Regions from separate parts of the Mus musculus genome. Here region 1 is linked to region 2. Evidence: chromatin contacts called from ENCODE Hi-C or POLR2A ChIA-PET data. All regions are on one chromosome and are shown on one strand. Each heading gives the region's core, a stretch centred on a gene start or an enhancer-like site at or near the end of the contact. The rest is flanking DNA. Distances are from core to core; before and after follow the strand shown. Region 1 overlaps Ppp2r5e (protein phosphatase 2, regulatory subunit B', epsilon). Region 2 holds the start of Ppp2r5e (protein phosphatase 2, regulatory subunit B', epsilon).

The links. A loop is a pair of places that touch in the nucleus more often than their neighbours do. ChIA-PET counts read pairs that join two places held with the same protein, here RNA polymerase II (POLR2A).
Region 1: a map of T-helper 17 cell shows a loop between it and region 2 (2.0-fold over the local background). The contact joins the enhancer-like site here to the promoter of Ppp2r5e in region 2. A Hi-C loop is called at or near these places in 2 of 37 maps with a recorded cell type or tissue (T-helper 17 cell and heart). POLR2A ChIA-PET finds 5 or more read pairs at or near these places in 4 of 5 experiments (Patski and embryonic stem cell).

What each region holds. Positions count from the first base shown.
Region 1 is chr12:75,557,349-75,562,313 of GRCm38, forward strand. All of the region lies in intron 2 of Ppp2r5e (protein phosphatase 2, regulatory subunit B', epsilon), which reads right to left. Among named protein-coding and RNA genes, the nearest start is that of Ppp2r5e, 36 kb to the right of the region's middle. Within about 2 kb of position 2,008, at least 1 of the 3 ENCODE cell types and tissues checked has a DNase peak (open chromatin) inside an H3K27ac peak, as active enhancers do; it is heart, where a contact is called at or near this core.
Region 2 is chr12:75,592,818-75,597,567 of GRCm38, forward strand. Ppp2r5e (protein phosphatase 2, regulatory subunit B', epsilon) reads right to left here and starts at 3,415. Exons shown (of 14, transcript NM_012024.3): 1 at 2,818-3,415; 2 at 352-515. The coding sequence starts at 508.

The DNA.
Region 1 (4,965 bases), core at 758-3,257, 37 kb before region 2:
CAAAGGCTAGCTGGGCACTGTGTGCACCTTTAATCCCAGCACTCGGAAGGCAAGGCAGATGAATATCTGTGGGACTACATAAGGAGGTCCAGGAGAGCCAGGGATACGCAGAGACCCTTATCTAAAAGCAAAACAAAATAAAAGGGTAGAACAGTTGTGTGTACCTGAAGTCCCAGACAGTCAGTACGCTAAGGAAAGTAGACTTTGAACTTACAAGTTCAAGACTAACCCAAACAATATTCTGAGACCTCAGCCTCAAAACACACAAAAATAGCAGAGGGTCAACACGTGCTATCTACAATGCATAATCCTTCGATGTTGGGTTTTACTAGTAAAACAGAGCAATACATGGAGATAGTCCAATGCACGAACAGACCATAAAACAAGAACTGCACAGTAAATACCTACAAGCACCACACAGAAAAGCTGGCAATATGCTAGCACACACACAGTAGGGTTTACAGGAAGGCATCAGCTAGACTAGACAAAGAAAGCTTTCAGGAAACCTATCTCTTAAACTGAGCCCTACAGAGACAGAAGAGGGAGTTCCTTCTTGAGGGAAATGAGCAGGGCAAAGACACTGAAGCCATCAGAGTGCGTGGCAGCTAGCTGGGGACAGGCCAGCTGGTCCATGCAGGATTAAAAAGAAAGCACTGGGACACATCCAAATCCATGTCTGGTCTGTGGCTCCCAGCCAAGCCATCTGGCCTGCACATCCCCAGGTGAGATCCCCAAATGAGAGCCACAGGAGAGTGCAGACCAAGAGCATCTGAGATTCATTCCCAGGAAACTTAGTCACACAGTCATTTACCAACAACGGTCACTGGGCAAAGGAGTGGCATAAGGAATGGGCAAAAGCAGGACATTTAAATTCCATGTGAATACTGCAGAAGCCCCTGGCCCAAAAGCACTTCAGTGTACTTACTGTATACTATAGTGAACTTCATCTCTGCATAAATAACGTGGCTCCTAGTGGAATGATGAGAGTTAGGTAAGGCCCTTATTTAAGAGGTCCAAGCAGCAGAATCTGAGGCAGACATTTGGGGAAATCCCAACTAACTCAAGCAGCACCCCCCCCCCAGCACCCCAAGGCTGCTTTGCCAAGTAAGGCCAAAACATAACAAGCGCTTCGAAGTTCTGATTAAGCTTGCAGCTCCAAATTCACTTCCGAGTCCTCCGAGCCCAGATCTGAATACCTCAGGTCGTTACTCAGGAATGAGGTCTTTTGGAAGGGCTTCAAGAATAACTCTCCAAGCTCCTCCCAAATGAAGAACCTACCACAGGTAGACTGTTCCCAGCATACTACCTGAGCAGACCTATACTGTACAGAAGAGTCTACTTCAAAGTTCTGATTTCCCTAAATAATGCCCCTTAGCTTTTCCTGCCAAAAGTTTTCCCTTGGCACCAACTTTAAAAATTCTCCATCCAAGAAGTTCATCAAGTAACCCTTGAGAACTATTGACTCTCCATGTAAGGTGCTTGGGAGATATATATGAGTGAGTGTGTGAGTGTGTGTGTGTGTGTGTGTGTGTGTACATTTACTGTTGATCCTCACATATCATTGTTACTTAGGTACTCTAGTAATTCATACCTTCTGCATTCAGCAAATCCCCAATACAGGTTACCAGGATGAACAAGTGATACCAGATTCTTCACATAAATGTAACTAATGTCAGGAAGCTGGAAAGATTAAGAACTAAAGTAATCAGGAAGTACTTCAGAGGGAAGACATGAAATCTTACAGTGTTACTAAGATCATCTCACTGGGTAACTCCCAAGGAAGTTTTTCAAGAAGCCTTTAGAGTTTACAGCTCTAAAAGGTGACTGAAATTAATGATAACTGCCTGAAAATGAGGAATGGCATACACACAAGTATTAGCAAACACACACACACACTACTGAATAAATTGTAGCATGCACAGCGCTAGATAACAATAACCTGACTGTAAATGGAATGCTTTGCTCTTACCTCAGCTCCCCAACCCCTTTTCCACACTCAAGCAGCCACCCAAGGGAACTGTGTTCCTGGAGCCAGCCCAGCTCCAATCACTGATAACTGTTCAGCTCCCTAGGACTGCTGAGTACACACTGCAGCTCTACAACACTCTAGATCAAATGCCTCCCCTTTCACGTGACAATAGCCACAAAGAAATCCATGCACTGCCACTTTACACTCAGCCACTATCCTGTACATGCCAGAAACTCAGCCTTGCACTAAAGGTGGAGGAAGGATTATAAAACCCAGGAAGATGAGGAAGGAGAATGGTGAGTTCAAGGCTAAGGAGACTGACTCAAAACTTTAGAAGACAGGAATATTATAACGTGAAAAGACTATATACCTTTAGAATCTAAAACAGGAAACTCTGTAAGAAAAAAAAAACTGGGGGGGAAGGGGAGGAACAGCATAGTGGTGCACTCCTTAGATCCCAGCACTCAGGAGGGAGATGCAGGTGGATCTCTGAGTTCAAGGTCAATCTGGCCTATAGCACTGGTTCTAGGACAGCCAGGACTACACAAAGATACCCTGTCTTTGAAGGAAAGTAAAGAGAAAATAAAAAGAAAGAAAGAAAGAAAGAAAGAAAGAAAGAAAGAGGGGGGGAGGGGGGAGAAGGAAGGAGAGAGAGAAGGAAGGAGAGAGGGAAGGAGAGAGGGAGGGAGGGATATATTGCTGGGCTAGTGAGATGGCAAAAGCACTTGTTCATTCCCTGGGACTCACCACAGATGAATCTTTGATGTGCCCGTTGTGGCACATACACATCTATACTCACACGTGTGTCACTAAGCATGTACTTGCTATTAGGCGCCGTACAGCACAATAAACACTTCTCTGGACTCAAACCCAAGGAGGAAATTACTACCTGAAGAGGGTTATGAGAGCCAAGAAGTAAAGAAGGTGTTGCAGTGCAGGATACACAGGCAAAATCAGGAAGTTACAGGTCTCAAACCTGAGTGACATTCAGCATGTGAAAGCTAAGTCAAGGAGGACGTGCTAAAACACTGTAGGTAGGCATGGTGGTGCACACCTACAATCCCAGCACACAGAAGGCTGAGACAGAAAGAGGATCCACAGTGTAAGGCCAGCCTGGGCCACATAGCAGGACCCTGTCCCAAAAAAAGAGAGGAGGGGGGAGAGAAGGAAGAGCAAGAAAAAGAGGAAAGGAAAAAGGAGGAGATAGAGAGGGCCTCCTGTGCAAGTTTTAAAAGTCAAAGTGTTTCAAACTCATCCTTTACAGAGAGGAGATGGGTGGATATTTGTAAAGAAGAGCCACACTTAGATTTTGGGAACTGGTGTGACAGAGTGTGACAGTGACTTGCCTACTGTCAACAGTACCCTCATGGGATAAGAGACAAACCCAGGTATTTTTAATTCCTCTTCCTGTTAGATGTAACAGGCCGCTGTGGAAGGCCACCATGGCAGCAGGCGCCTGGGGGGGGGTGACTGCACTGCAGCCACACTCAGAAAGCAGAGAGGGAGGAATGCTCAGCTGGCTTTCTTCTTTCCCTGCAATGGGGTACTCCAGCCCAGAGAATCGTGCCACCATGCTTCAGGTGGCTCTTTTTGCCTCAACTAATCTAACCTAGTCTATCCAGGCTTGCCACCAAAGTGATTCCAGATCCTGCCAAGCTGATGATCTGTACTAACCATCAGGGTCCAGTTCAAAATCACTGTTTGAAATTAGTGTTCAGTAGGCCTTCATCAAAGGGGTTTCTTAGGCTGCAGGCATGGATTACAACACAACCCACAACTACCCAGAGTGCCCAGAATAAGTGAGATCAGAGTCATCAGCCCACTCCAGGGCTCAGGGAACATCAAGCAAGATGGGACAGGAAGACTCTACAGAGCCATTGCATCATCAAGTCACTACAGCTGTGGCTATCTGAAGTCCTACACAGACTGGGCCCACCAACATTCCAGCATGGATGGCTGAGAGGCCCAAGAGGGGCTCACGCCTCCCTACAGGAGTACTTACAATTACCAGTTGTTAATTGTGCCCTGTCTTCACAGGTGTAGCCACTGTTAAATTAGTTGCCTTTGCTCTACACCCTGCTACCCAAGCTCTAGCAAGACGGTAAATTAAACTCAGTAGCTACACACAAAAAGAAGACACTAAAGTAGGAGGGGACTTGGTTCCAGCAGGAGACAGTGGAGGATAAAGAGGGGAATGTGTGTAAAAATAATTAAAAGTCCTTATAAAAATATATGAAACCGTCAAAAATCCATAAAAATCACTAACCATGATATTAGATATTCTGATTTTTCGCCAGAATTCTACAAAAGTTAAAAATGTAAAACCAGTGAGAAAAAAAAAAAAAATCAGCAAAATAAAAAGTAAAAACAAAAAATAAAAAACCCAAATGGGCGGCCTGATAAATGGAATATTTACAAAAATCTATTCTTATTAGGGACCTGTAGCCAAACATAAAAAGAATCCTGACCCTTGATAAAAATTCAATAACCCACAAACACATAAGATCAGAACAGCTATTTCTTCCAAGAAGATAGATATCCAGGTGATACAGGTAACCAAGAAACACATGAGAAGATACTCAGCATCCTCAGGGAGTTATCCCAACACGATGGCTAGAAAGGATTAGTAAGAATGTAGAGATAGAATCCCCTACATTCCTAGTGGTACTGTCAGGTAGTATAGCCACTTTGACCTGCCTTGCATGTCCTCAAAGGGTTAAAGTTATCCAGGAATTCCATTTCTGGGTATTTACTCTCCAAAACTGAAACTATGTGCATAAAAGCTTATATATGAATGTTCCTAACAGAATTCTTCATAAGAGTCAAAAAGTAGAAACAAATGTTCACCAACTGTCATGGTTTTAACATGCTTGGCCCAGGGAGTAACACTATTTGGCAGTGTGGCCTTGTTGGAGTGGGTGTGTCACTGTGGGTATGGGCTTTAAGACCCTCATCCTAGCTACCTGGAAGCCAGTATTCTCCTAGCAGCCTTCAGA
Region 2 (4,750 bases), core at 2,165-4,664:
GGAGAGAACCAACTCCCACCAACTGTCCTCTGATTGTCACATGTGCATAATGTTCAAGTACACACACACACACACACAAACACCAATGTTGGGAGGGGGAAAAACGACATTTCTGCCATTTAGTTTTCCAGCTTAATTCAAGAATTCACCTATAGGATGATAAGTCTCTTCAGATAAACCCTTTACTAAGGAGATTGGGTAGACCTGGTCACATCCAGGAACTTGTGGGTCTGAAACCTCTCTCTCTCCCCTTCACAGTACAACACGTAAATAAGTGCACAGATGTGAAACACTCTGAAGACACTGGTGGGTGAGGAAGGTAAGACAGTGGCGCCCACTCACGGGTCTCACCTTTCAGCAGTGGCAGAGGCGTGAGCTCAATGGGCTTGCCTTGAGACCTGAACTGGGAGGAGCTTTGCGACCTCTTCTGTCTGGCTTTTCTGACGGACTTCCGAGAAAATCCGTCTACTTTATCCACTGATGGAGGAGTAGTTGGTGCTGAGGACATATCCCTACTGAAGAGAAAGAGGAAACATGAACATGAGCCCATGGTGAAAGTATTCATGTGAGTTATACACATCTTAAAAGTCCCATATACAATATTCGTGAAAATAGGAATATGTACCAAAAAATAAAAAAATCAATTAAGAGAAGTCTTGCTGCTGCCGGGCAGTGGTGACACACGACTTTAATCCCAGCACTCAGGAGGCAGAGGCAGGTAGAGGTCAGCCTGGTCTACAGAGTGAGTTCCAAGACAGCCAGGGATACACACACATACACACACACACACACAAACCTGTTTCAAAAAAACAAAAAAGAAAAATCTTGTCAAGGGGAAATAAATAACGTGGCTACCATTAAACAAAATCAGAACTCTAATGTATCACCACTCCATTATTAGCATTAAAAAAATGTCTTCCTGGACCTCAAGTCTCTATATTGTCTGCCCATTTTAATTGCACAGCTCTTCCCATCTTGGGATTCCTGAAGTCATTTTGGAGCGATTCTGAAGCTGGAAAAAGTCCACAGAAACATTTTCCTGACAAATTTAATATTATGAATGGGCTAAAACCCTTTTGCACTTCAAGAATCTAAACAAATGAAGCCAGGTATAGTAGCGGGTAACAGCACTCAAAAGCAGGAAAGGTCATGAGTTCAAGGCCAGCCTAAACAGCTTGACTCCAACCCTGGGACACACAGTGGGAGGAGATCCTGCCTCAGGTAAAAAAAAAAAAAAATGAGCGGAGCCACCTCAGTATCCGACAGCACCATGATTACTCTAAGTATAATCCTACTGGCACCATCTAAGCAGGACTTTTGGTGCAATGTGCCATGCTGTGCTTGCTGTTACAAGCCACCACCTTGCACATGAGGACAGGCTAGATTACTTGAATGAGAACGCACAAAAGGCACGATTACAACTATTTCAAATTTTTTAAATAAAGCCATCTTAAGTTATTAAAGTTTGATAAACAAAACTAAGATAAACTCCAATGCAAAGTTGAACTGAAAACATAACTTCACAGCCTCCCAAGATGAAGTTGAGTTTAAGTTCAAATATTGTGCTACATGAAACCAACAGAACTGACTGAATATCATTCTGCAATTATTTAATCTTCGAAATTATTCAAAGGAAGGACAGATGCTAAAAGTCCCAAGCATTGAGCTTAGACTCCTTCACCAAACTAAACAGACGCCAGTACCATTCAGGTGCTACTGAGGCTCCATGCAAGATTAATGGCAGACAAGATCGACAGAATGCATATGATGCAGTGCTCAGGCTCAGTTCCTCAAGTGTCATACCGACACCTAAGACAAATGCTTTTTTTTAACTTCCACAAAGAGTAAGATAGCTGCCTTCCCAATGTGTTATGATTAAACAGTCATCTGCATTACCTGGATTCAACTAAAATAGCATAGACTTTGGAGAGGGGAGGACAATATTAAGGTTAATTTGGGATTTTGAGGACTTCGTGATTCTTTCATTAGAAAGTTATTTTCTTTTAACTCTAATTTGGCTTGAAATATAATGTGACATATAAAAAACGGAATAATAAATTATAAATACTATCGAAAATGTCAGACCTCAGCAAGAAGTTCCACATCGCACTGGTATGCTGTAAATTTAGGGACGAATATTACAATTTCATCTGGGAATTATTTAGATTTCACTCTAACCCTAGCAACACAGATTTCTGTAAGCCTCGTTCCCCCCATCCCTCATTCTGTCTCTATTTCTCTTCTCTCATCTCTAACGATGATCTATAGGCAGCTTTCTTTTTCATCATTTGCCTCTTATGCGCGCAGCTCTGAATAAAATGTCAAGGATCTCAACTCAAAGCATTGCAGAAATGATGGTAACAGCGGGGTCCCTGCAAAGCCCAGGGAAACAGGTTTCACCTGGGCCACTGCACCCAAAGCGTTAGCATTCTCTAAAGAGCACACTACTGGGGCTTTTCCAAGGGGGAGGTATGAAAACAGGGAAGTGGCCTGTTTGTCTGCAGGTATGTTCACATAAACCCCAAGCCCTGGAGAAGCTGCGCGGCCACGGAATCTTCCTCCCTGCTCCCCCGCCCCCGCCGGGGGGGGGGCAAGAAAACGCCTCAAAAGAGGGAGGAAAAGGAGCCGGCGAGGCCGAGGAGAAGAGAGGTGCTGGCCTCCAAAGCCTCTGCAGGTAGATCAGACAAGTGGGCCGGGCGCTTGCTCCCGCTCCCCCCACCCCGCCGCACCCCTCAGCTGCCTGGGCCCGGCCTTCCCGAGCCCGCCGCTCCGCGGGTTCCCCGGGAGGCAAGCCGCGGGACCCGAAGCTGAAGTTACCTTGAAGCTCCTGGGAAAGAATCGGAAGATGATCTGTGGCTGCGCGGAGTGGGCTGCGAGCTAGGGGCCGCGGCGGGGGCGGGCGACGGCCCGGGACGCACGGGGGGAGGTCCAGGCAGCGGCGGAGAGCCCCGGGCTACTACGGCCGTCCGGGGCGACGTCCCTCCGGTTCCGCGGTAGCGGCAGTGTTTCTAGGCCTCTCGGCTGGCCCCTAACCTCAGCGCTCCGGCAGTGGCAGCGGCGGCCTCACGAGCCTCCCCCGCGGGCCCGTCCCATCAAATCGGCACCGACCCGGTTGCGGCGCGGCCGGTGGCTCTTCGTTCACATTCCCGGCGGGCGGCGCCTCTGCTCGTTGCACCGGACCCGGCGGCGGTGGTGGCGGCGGCGGCGGCGGCGGCGACGCGGGGAGGGGGAGGAGGGAGGAAGCCTGGATTTGCAGCGGCAGCAAGCGCGGGAGTCGGGAGGAAGAGTTGGAGCCGCCTGAGCCGCCGCTGCCAGAGCCGCCGTTCGCTACCCGCGCAGGGTCCCCGTCAATGCCCCTTTCTCTCTCCTATTGTCAATATCACCGGGCGGCTGAGTCCATGGCACAGGCGCAACCGAACCTCCTGGCTAGCAGAGCCCGCCTCCGACGCCCGCCCACTGGAGACTTCAAACGGGAAGCGAGACTTCATTGGCCGGCGCGCGCCTTCACTCCCAGGCCAGCACGTTCGGCTGAGAGCTGGTCGGGGATTGGCGGCGCGGGGGGGCGGGGAAACAGGAGGGTGTGAAGGGACGGGGCCCTCGATTGGGCGAGGCGCGGGGGACCCGGATGCTACCGTGAGCTCGGGCGACCGGGCCGCCGTTTCCGCCAGGGCGCCTGAAGTGGGGGTACTGCGGCGTCTGCTAGGCCTGAGGAGAGCTCGGCGGGCGCGCCCGAGACTGGAGCTTCCGCCAGGCGGAACCCTGTGGACCGCGAGCGTCTTCACCCGGGTATCCGAAGGCCACAGGGCGGCCGTCCTGGTGCCTCACGGTTCAGCCCGCAAGCCCCACTCCGCACGGAACCCACGGCCCCCTGAGCCCTGTGTAAACGCGGCCATGGAAGCCGGCAGAAAAATACCCCAGTGGCTGTCCTTCGCTCAACTCGTGGGAGGCCTGGCCACCGGTTGGACTCTCACCTGGTCCCCCCAAAAGCCAGTTCTGAATATCAGCTCTCTGATGCCCCTGCCAGGCTCGGCGGGGGCCCGCGCTCCGGGAGTTAATGCAGATGGCAACTCTGCAGTCTCCCATTCAGAATACCCGCATTCGCCCTTTCAGGACTCCGAAATACCCAGCCCCCAACTCGACAGATTTTAATTGATAGTTTGAGTCTGAGTTTAAACAGAAGACTTACCTCTATCTAGAACGAGGACGAAAATACATACATGTTTTTGCATCATTGGTGAACCCTAGGCCAAATGGTACGTTTCCAAAGAATATTCTTAGACCATCAATCAATTTGAATGCAGGCTACGTACAATAGTTAAAAGAAGAAAAAAATACTAACTACAAAGATCAAACTACCAGCTGCTCAAAATTTGGAAATCTGGGAGGGGAAATACAGGAGAAATAATATTATAATCCATAAACCCAAAATAACCAGTCATTTTGATGTAGTTTTAGTATTATATTTCATATATGTATATACACACAAGTATATATATATATATGTATATATATATGTATGTATACATACATACACACATGTATGTATATTCTTTTTCAAACTCAAAATGCTTCATCCTGTAGCCGAGTTTTTCCTCTCAGTATCATGTCATGTTCTGTACAGTTAAGGAATATACATTTATAAAGCTCTCTGTATCATACCCACAAGTGCTAACCATGCGTTTGCGTTTCTGGTTTGTTGCAAATTTCTATCCTGTTGGGTAGAAAAATAATTCTGTACTATGAAAGAGAA